Linked DNA regions of Homo sapiens: region 2 is linked to region 1. A link is an interaction called in ENCODE POLR2A ChIA-PET data of the cell type or tissue named here. Cell type or tissue: HepG2. All regions are shown on one strand. Each heading gives the region's core, and the rest is flanking DNA. Links, peaks and the distances in the headings are about the cores only.

Evidence for each region. Peaks named below come from ENCODE experiments on the same cell type or tissue, not always from the same donor. Only the 100,000 strongest peaks of a DNase experiment are listed, where the experiment ranks them.
Region 2: POLR2A ChIA-PET joins it to region 1 with 5 read pairs; 1 of 35 experiments calls an interaction of 5 or more read pairs at or near these places.

What each region holds. Positions count from the first base shown.
Region 1 is chr3:52,283,464-52,287,964 of GRCh38, forward strand. It overlaps LOC107986086 (a long non-coding RNA gene), which reads right to left. Exons shown (of 3, transcript XR_001740699.2): 1 at 4,370-4,501; 2 at 1,065-1,128. GLYCTK (glycerate kinase) reads left to right here and starts at 4,365. Exons shown (of 5, transcript NM_145262.4): 1 at 4,365-4,413. RefSeq lists enhancers at 3,950-4,501, 3,997-4,501, 4,023-4,132. In HepG2, for the core only: no CTCF peak of the experiment used is centred there; DNase peaks (open chromatin) are centred at 1,998 and 3,458; H3K4me3 peaks cover 987 bases.
Region 2 is chr3:52,818,631-52,823,131 of GRCh38, forward strand. It overlaps ITIH4 (inter-alpha-trypsin inhibitor heavy chain 4), which reads right to left. Exons shown (of 24, transcript NM_002218.5): 12 at 2,361-2,500; 13 at 2,001-2,155; 14 at 1,661-1,687; 15 at 1,310-1,360; 16 at 1,124-1,162; 17 at 763-888. Among named protein-coding and RNA genes, the nearest start is that of ITIH4-AS1, 3.1 kb to the right of the region's middle. RefSeq lists an enhancer at 995-1,983. In HepG2, for the core only: a CTCF peak has its summit at 2,329 (motif pointing left); a DNase peak (open chromatin) is centred at 2,331.

The DNA.
Region 1 (4,501 bases), core at 281-4,280:
CTTGTGTTCTGTTTCCAGGGCAAAGGACAAGAAATCATTCACATTTAACAAAGACCACTGTCGGTAAATAATACCTTCTTAGTCTGGAAGGAAAGGATGGAATCTTCCCAGATAAGCCTTGACTGCTCAGAGCCAGAAGGAACTGCCTAGAGTCTCAGGGCCAAGGCCACTGTCTCTAAAACTACAGCACTGTTTCCTAAGGCTTAAAAACTCCCAAACAATCCAACATACACAGCTTTAGTGGCCTCTCATCAGTGCTTGCCTAGAGTCATGCTGAACTGCTTCCTAGTGTTTTGTTTTACTCTCCCCAACTCCTCCTTCCAAGAAAAATAGCTTTAAGATGTTTTATTTTTTTTAATTTTTTTTTTTTTTTTTTTGAGACAGAGTCTCACTCTGTCACCCAGGCTGGAGTGCAGTGGTGTGATCTCAGCTCACTGCAACCTCTACCTCCTGGGTTCAAGCAATTCTCCCACCTCAGCCTTCCGAGTAGCTGGAATTATAGGTGCGTGACACCACATCCGGCTAATTTGTTGTTGTTGTTGTTGTTGTTGTTGTTGTTGTATTTTTAGTAGAAACGGGGTTTTGCCATGTTGGCCAGGCTGGTCTCAAACTCCTGACCTCAAGTGATCCGCTCACCTCGGCCTCCCAGTTTTAAGGTGTTGTACAGCCCTTACATAGGACACAGCTCCACTTTACCCTGCCTCCAACACAGCTGACCTTCCCTCCCACGGAGTAACCCTGCAAGCCCAGGCTGGGCACAGTGGCTTACACCTATAGTCCCAGCACTTTCAGAGGCTGGGGCAGGAGAACTGCTTGAGCCCAGGAGTTTGAGACCAGCTTGGGCAACAAAGCAAGACCCTGTCTCCACAAAAAATTAGCCAGGCATGGTGGTGTGCACCTGTAGTCCCAGCTACTTGAGAGGCTGAGGCAGGAGGATCGCTACAACCCAGGAGGTTGAGGCTATAGTGAGCTGTAATCACCACTGTCCTCCAGCCTGGGCGACAGTGTGAGACTTTGTCTCCTAAAAACAAAAAAAAATTAAAATTAAAAGTACCACTTCTTACCTATCCCAGCAGCTACAGCATTCGGCCCACACAGAAGGCACTCAGGAAATGTCTTGAATTATGTCTGAGGAAGGAATAAATGCATGGAAGGAATATAGCTGACTATAACCAAGAAAAAACAATAAAATTTTCAGTATTTACAACCTCTCCCACATTAAAGAGGGCAATTCCACCTACGGATGCCTTTGTTTTGATGATGTGGTGGGAAATCATTTAGGAGAAGGAATACAAAGTCTCATATTTTAAAAGGAAAAATCCAGGGAGAAGGACGGGTGTGGTGGCTCACACCTGTAATCCCAGCACTTTGGGAGACAGAGGCAGGAAGATGGTTTGAGCGCAGAAGTTTGAGACCAGCCTGGCCAACATGGCAAAACCACTTCTCTACAAAAAATACAAAAAATTAGCTGGGTGTGGTGGTGCACGTCTGTGGTCCCAGCTACTTGGGAGACTGAAGTGGGAGGATCACTTGAGCCTCGGAGGTGGAGGTTGCAATAATCCAAGATGATGGCACTGAACTCCAACCTGGGTGACAGAGTGAGATCCTGTCTCAAATAAAAATATATGTATATATAAGAAAAAGAAAAATCCAGGGAGAGAGCTGGAAGTGGGGGCCAGAGGAAGGGAAAGGTTCATGACAAGAGCACAGCATGGTTTGGAGACCTAAGGAGAGATGTAGCAACTGCCAAAGGGAGCAGGTAGGGGGTGTGAAAAGAAAATAAAATTTTAGGACATTCCCAATTTATAATGTGAAGGAGAAAAGTGAAGCCCTGGAAACTGAGCAGGCATTGCTTTTTTTTTTTCTTCTCTGATGCATGACTGCTGCTTCCTGATCTTTGTATTGAAATGTTATACATTAACCAGGCTCCCTATTCTTCATTCAGACTTAGACTAGATGATGTGGGAGATAGAGACCCTTGTGATTGTTGTCTCTTTACAATAGAATGTTAAGCAAACTCCTTCCAGTATAATCAATAGTAGCCAACCAAATCTTGTATTTATGTTAGCCTTTTTTTGGAAAATGTTGTAATTCTGGTCAGCACTCCTGTTTTTGCCTATATAAACAATCTTTTTTTTTTTTTTTTTTGAGACGGAGTCTCGCTTTGTCACCCAGGCTGGAGGGCAGTCACGCAATCTCGGTTCACTGCAACCTCCCAGGTTCAAGCAATCCTCCTGCCTCAGCCCCACCAGTAGCTGGGATTACAGGCACACACCACCATGCCTAGCTAATTTTTGTATTTTTAGTAGAGACGGGGTTTCGCCATGTTGGCCAGGCTGGTCTTGAACTCCTGACCTCAGGTGATCCACCTGCCTCAGCCTCCCAAAGTGCTAGGATTACAGGTGTGAGCCACTGTGCCCGGCCCATGCCCAGCTAATTTTTGTATTTTTTAGTAGAGATGGGGTTTCACCATATTGGTTAGGCCAGTCTCGAACTCCTGACCTCAAATGATCCCACCTGCCTCAGCCTCCCAAAGTACTGGGATTGCAGGCATGAGCCACTGCACCTGTCCCAAAAACACATTTCTAATGTCAACCTAAAAATCATCAAAAGGTTCGATATCCAGTTAAAAGAATTTATTCAAGCATAAAGTGTGAGGGCAGCCATCCAGGGAAACACAGACACCAAGCAGTGGCAATTAGTGTTCTCCAGCATGGGGAAAGATGAAGGTTGTTTATATAGGCCGGGCGCCTGTAATTGTTTATACGCCTGTAATCCCTGCACTTTGGGAGGCCAAGGGCGGTGGATCACAAGGTCAGGAGTTCGAGACCAGCCTGGCCAACATGGTGAAACTCTGTCTCTACTAAAAATACAAAAATTAGCTGGACGTGGTGGCGGGCGCCTGTAGTCCCAGCTATTCGGGAGGCTGAGGCAGGAGAATTGCTTGAACCTGGGAGGCGGAGGTTGCAGTGAGCCGACATCGTGCCCAGGCTGCAGTGCAGTGGCCGTGAGCTGAGACTGTGCCATTGCAGTCCAGCCTGGGTGACAGAGCAAGACTCCACCTCAAAACCAAGAGAAAGAAATGTGTTTTTGTTTGTTGGTTTTTTTTTGAGACAGGGGCCCAGGTTGGAGTGCAGTGGCGTGATCAAGGTTCACTGCAGCCTCTACCTCCCAGGCTCAGGTGATCCTCCCATCTCAGCCTCCTGAGTAGCTGGGACTACAGGAGCATGCCACCACACCTGGCTCTTTTTTTTTTGGTAGAGATAAGTTTCGCCATGTTCCCAGGCTGGTCTCGCATTCCTAGGCTCAAGCGATCCGCCCACCTTGGCCTCCCCAATGTTGGGATTACAGGCGTGAAACACTGCGCCCTGCCAAGAAACATGTTTCAATAAAATTGTTAGGAAATCAAGTGTGTGATTTGTGATGCAACTCTCTCCTCTATCTCCCTAAGAAAACATCAGTAAAAACAGTGAACTGTTTTGTATTTTTGGAGTCTGATCAGGACTCATCTTATGAATGTGGGAAGGCATCCAGCCAACACAGGGTAGGCCCCGGATGAGAGTAGGGACAGCGAGGTAGGCCCAGAGTCATTAGCGTTTACATGCCGCTTATGTGCTTGAGGATCGCAGAATGGAACTCTTGCTAAGCCAGAGCTGTATTTGGTGGCCCATGGTGGGAGAGGGAAGAACAATAATAAGTTGTGGAATAAAAGCCATGGAGAGGAGCGGGAATTACTTAATCTGGCTCCAGAAGGGGTGAGTTGTGGGGAAGTAGTGATTCTCAGTTCGTTTGCTCAGCCCAGTCAGTGCCTGACACTCAGGGTGCATCTGCTGACTGACCGTACAGGATAAAGGAAGGGAGAGGCCGGGTGCGGCGGCTGAAGTCTGTAATCCCATCACTTTCGGAGGCTGAGGTGGGTGGATCGCTTGAGGTTAGGCGTTCGAGACCAGCCTGGGCAACATGGCGAAAGCCCGTCTCTACTAAAAAATACAAAAATTAGCCCGGAGTGGTGGCACATGCCTGTAATCCCAGCTACTCGGGAGGCTGAGGCATGAGAATCGCTTGAATCCGGGAGGCGGAGGTTGCATTGGGCCGAAACCGCGACTCTGCACTCCAGTCTGGGCGACAGAATGAGACCCCGTCTCAAAAAAAAAATCGGCAATCGGTGAGGCGGGGATTATTACCCTCAATGTAGAGATTTAAAAAATGAGGACTGAAGGTGACTCCTTCCAGGTCTGTCAGTGGCCAGCAAAGAGCCAATATGCTAAACTCTCCCCTCCCGGACACCGGCTTCAGCCAGAGCTCGCACCCGCCTGCGCCGCTCCACCCACCCACACTTCCGGCTTCCGCTCCGCCCACCCCCTAGTACTTCCGTTCTCCAGCGCTGGGCACCGCGGCCGGAGCTGTGGGCTGGTAAGTCTGCGCCGCCAGGGCTCGCATGGCCTTCAGAAGCGGTCCCTGGGCTGGGCGATGACGGGTCCTGGTGGCAGCAGGCCCTTCT
Region 2 (4,501 bases), core at 122-4,121, 540 kb after region 1:
CTGCCACACATACACTCCACCTAGAATGGCCTTTGTCACAGGAGATTTTCAAACAGAAGAGCATGCTGTCAGGGATAGGTCCAGCCTGGCTGTGCAGCTGCATTCGAGTGCAGATTTGGGGATCAGAAAACAGTTCAAGGGACCTCTGTTGGCTTTCTGAACGGAGGAAGCCCTCCCTTCCTAGAAGGTTTCCTCATGAGTCAGCCTCTAGAGTATAGTGGATCCTACTCAGTGAAAGTAAAGGACAGGTGAAGTCCTGCCTTGGGGAGGGGAGGCCTGATGTCCATACACTGGGTAGTGGGGAGAGGGGCCTTCAGAGAGAGGAAGCTGGCAAGGACTGCTCCAAAGAGCGCTGTGATGTGCATGCTTGGCCAGTCCGTGCCCCTCTTAGGGCCTAGGGTCCCCTCTGAACAAGGAGTGTGGGAGAGGCTGCTCTGTCATGGCCTGTGGTCTGACAACCTAGGGGCAGCTAAAGGACCCGGGTGAGCTCGCATCTGAGGAGATGAGACGCTAAGGATGGGGCAGGGGGCAGCTGCAAAGAGCTGGGAAGGCGAGGACAGCCTCCTTAGGAAATGCACTCCCACCCCAGCCCCAGTAAATGATCCCAGGTTGAACTGACCCACAATTACTTCACATCGTGCCCTCAGCAGCCGTCCCTGGCCTGGCCCTGTGGTGCGTGCTTTACCCCACCCCCCTCTATGGGGCAGGCTCAAGGACCACCGTGGGAAACCGAGGCCCTCGCAGGGCCGGAAGGCAGCTTACAGATGGCCAGACGGCGGAAGGGGTGGTAAGCAGCATGGTCAGGAACATCAGGAGGTCCTGGGAGTCCAAGTTGCCTGGAGCTGAGAACCCCAGGTCTGAAATTCATCCGGGAGCCAGCAGCTCCAGCTTTGGAGAAATCGACAGATGCAGTCTTCTCTCAGGTGGGGTGTGGGTCTTCACAGCCAGGGCTTGAGATCCACCCAGGAGTGGGTGCGGAGAGGGCAGCTATGTCCCCTCTCCCCACACCCGGCCAACTTGGGGAGCCTCTCCCCCAACAGCTGGGAGATGAACAATAATGGACCTCCCTCAAGCTCCCCCCCAGGGATGTCATGCCTCCCCCTGGCAGAAACCCTCAAACTACCTTGTCTATTCCATCCTCTTCTTGGAGAAAAGGAAGCCTCTGTGTGGTCAAGTCCTGATCAGATACAACTGAACTGAGGCCCGAGGGCTGTCACCAGCCAGAGGAGCTGGGCAAGGCACTACCCTCCACAGCCAGGACTGAGCCCAATCTGTCAATCTCCCCTCCCCCCACCTCCTACTTTGTCACCTGGTTTTGGTATTTTTGCTCCCTGGAGATAATATTTGAAGAAAGTGGAACCTGGAAATCAGTGGGACCTGGGTTTGCATCTTGCACCCACCTTCCTGTGGCCCCACTTGGATGGGGACTGTATTCTTAGTGCTGGGGACAGGGCCTGAGGCACAGCCAATATTTGAATGCACAGGCGACTAAATGCACCAGCATGCTGGGTCAGATTACACTGCCTCCTGGCAGCAGGGATGGGCTGGAGAGGCCTGGGTGGACCTGGGCCCTGGCCAGCAACCTCACAGGGCTGGTGCCCTGGACCCTGTGTTAGCAGACCACCACCCAGCACAGCCTTTGAGGATGTTCGCTGCTTACCTGAGTGGACATTCCTGTTTCTACTTTCTGGATAAAACAAAGAGAGAGAGAGAGACAGACAGACAGAGACACAGACAGACACCGTCAGGGTGGTTTTCATCAATTTGAAGCGCTTGTGTTTAATCTTGCTACCCAATCCTGGACTATATCGTAGGTGCAATGAATTTGGGGAGACAGGAGACCCGGCTTCACTTTCCTCATCAGTGAATAGGCTGAATCTCCCAGGGGGAGTCTGTTGGGGGCACGGTTGGGGTCTTGGTCAGGATGCAGGGAAGATCGGGGAGAACGCTGGGTCCAAACTCTGCTACCTGGGAGGCTGAGATCTCAACCCCACACCCACCGCCTTCCATGGGCTTCTCAGCAACTTGAGACTGCTCTTGGTCATCGGGTTTGGTGACTACCATAGATGTGAGAGGCGTGACAAAGCTGTAGGCAAGTGATAAATTCAGCGCTTGGTTCCGGAGGGCCTGCTGATCAGCATCGGATGCGGAGACACTGTAGGTGGAGCACATCAGAGCTCAGGAGATCCTTGAATTCGGGAACAGATTTTCCATCCAGCCCCTTCTGGGGAGGTCCCTCTGGGAGAATCTGGAGCTTGGACATGATGCCAAGACCCCCCTCTCTCCATGCTTAGGCGCTGTACCGTGCCACCTGTGCCTGCCCCCTAGCGACAGGCTTAGGGAGGTGCTGATGCACTCACGTTTGCTCCAGCAGCTGCTGGATAGTCAGGTATGCCCAGAGCCTCTCCATGAAGTTGTGGAAGATATACTTGGGGCTCTGGAACTCCGCCTCCTGCTCTGCCACACTGGACTCCGTTTGGAAAGTGATGTTCTGTGTAGGCTGGAAAGAGGGGCCCAGCCAGGGCAGGAGCAGTGAGGGCCGGACATCTGCATCTGCCTGGCACTTCTGAGCTCTTCCATGATTGGGGCTGGGGCAGGTCCCACACACTGACTGTGGGGACTGCATTTCCTTTGAGTGGGGGTAAGGAGGGGGCTTAGGGGTGCAAGGGGCTCAGTCACAGAGCATACAGGGATGAGAAGGAGGTGAAAAGGTAGCAAAGTAGCCCAGATACAATAAGGCAGGCACAGCGCCAGGACTCAGATCAGCCAAACCTCTGGAAGAAAGGGATGGGAACCCCAGGCCAGTGTAGAAACAGCAGCAGGAAGGATTTGCAAGTGCAGTGTGGAGCAGGAAGGGTCTAGCTACAGCCTGCCCTTACCCCCAAAGCTGAGGGAAAGGGACAGAGAGGGAAGGACCTTCCCAGGGGTCAGAGGCAGAGTTGAGAACACAACTCAGATGTCATGGCTCCGGGTTTGGGGCCCCATCCACCCCAACGGCTGTCCCTGTCCAAGCTGGCCCCTCTGCGGCTGGCCACCGTGGGACAATGACAGGGAAGCATGCACCCAAGCTCTGTGTGAACCTGCTCCCTCCTCCCTCAGGGAGGGGCCTGTGGTCTCAGACTGACCTAGCTCGCTGCCTGGGAAATGGGCTCCTAGGGCAGAGGAATCCCAGGCCTCTCCCACCAGAGCTCCCTGAGTGGCCAAGAGACCTTTTCACAGTGCGGATCAGATCTGCGGTCTGCTCCCACTGGAGCAGCCTGTCTCTCGCCCAGAGCCTGGCTGGCTTTCCAAAGCTTTGGCACACATAGGCTACCTGCATGAATTTTGCCCCATCCACACATACAGCTATTTAATTGATATTTTTCCTTAAATGAACTTTAAGTAAGCTAACAATTTTTACTTGGCTTTATGTCCATAAAATCTTAGATCTGGGCCAGGTGCGGTGGCTCACGCCTGTAATCCCAGCACTTTGGGAGGCCAAGGTGGGCAGATCACGAGGTCAGGAGACCGAGACCATCCTGGCTAACAAGGTGAAACTCCCTTTCTACTAAAAATACAAAAAATTAGCCGGGTGTGGTGGTGGATGCTGGTAGTCCCAGCTACTTGGGAGGCTGAGGCAGGAGAATGGTGTGAACCTGGGAGGTGGAGCTTGCAATGAGCCGAGATCCAACCACTGCACTCCAGCCTGGGAGACAGAGCGAGACTCCATCTCAAAAAATAAAAAAAAAAATCTTAGGTCTGAAGTTCAGGTCATATTTTTCAGAATACACATTAAAATAAGTAAATAACCACTAAAACAAGCCATGTCTGTCTGTGAACTCCCCTGAGTCACCTTGGGTTCTGTACTTTGGGAACCCACGGCCTCCAAGCTAAATCACCTGCTGACATGTATGGAGTGCTTATCACTGGACATCAATCACAGTGACTTTATGAGGGGGGCATGCGACTTATTCCCATGTTTACATAGGAGGAAACTGCAGTAGATGGAGGTTAAGTGACTTCTCCATGTCTCCTATCTGGGAGGTGGCAGAGCTGGGTTTGAAGCCAGGCAGGGTGGCCACGCAGACCGTACCAACAGTCATGACACTTGGGGACTTGTCCTGAAACAAGGCCATGGGCCCCCAACGCCCACTCCTATTCTCTTCACACACGCTGCCCTCATGCCACAGGGGCCTAACATATTCCTCCATTGCCCCATCTGGACTCTTCCCACCTCCTACTTATCCTTTTGTCTCTGCTGGGCCTCCTCCAGGAAGCCCTCCCTGATCCCCAGGCCAGGCTGGGGCTCCTGGTGCTGCTCTCCTGAGTCCAGGGTTAGATCCCAGCCTGTAGCTGGTTTGTGTGGTGATATGTCCTTGGGTTGTCTCTCCCATGAGGGCACGGAGGGGTCAGCCTCATTCACTGCTGCATCCCAGGGCCTGAAGAAGGCCCTGCCGCAGAGCTTGTGCTCAGTTTCTCTTTGTGGAAATGACAGGGGGTCCCTGGAAGGAGGCAGGGAAGG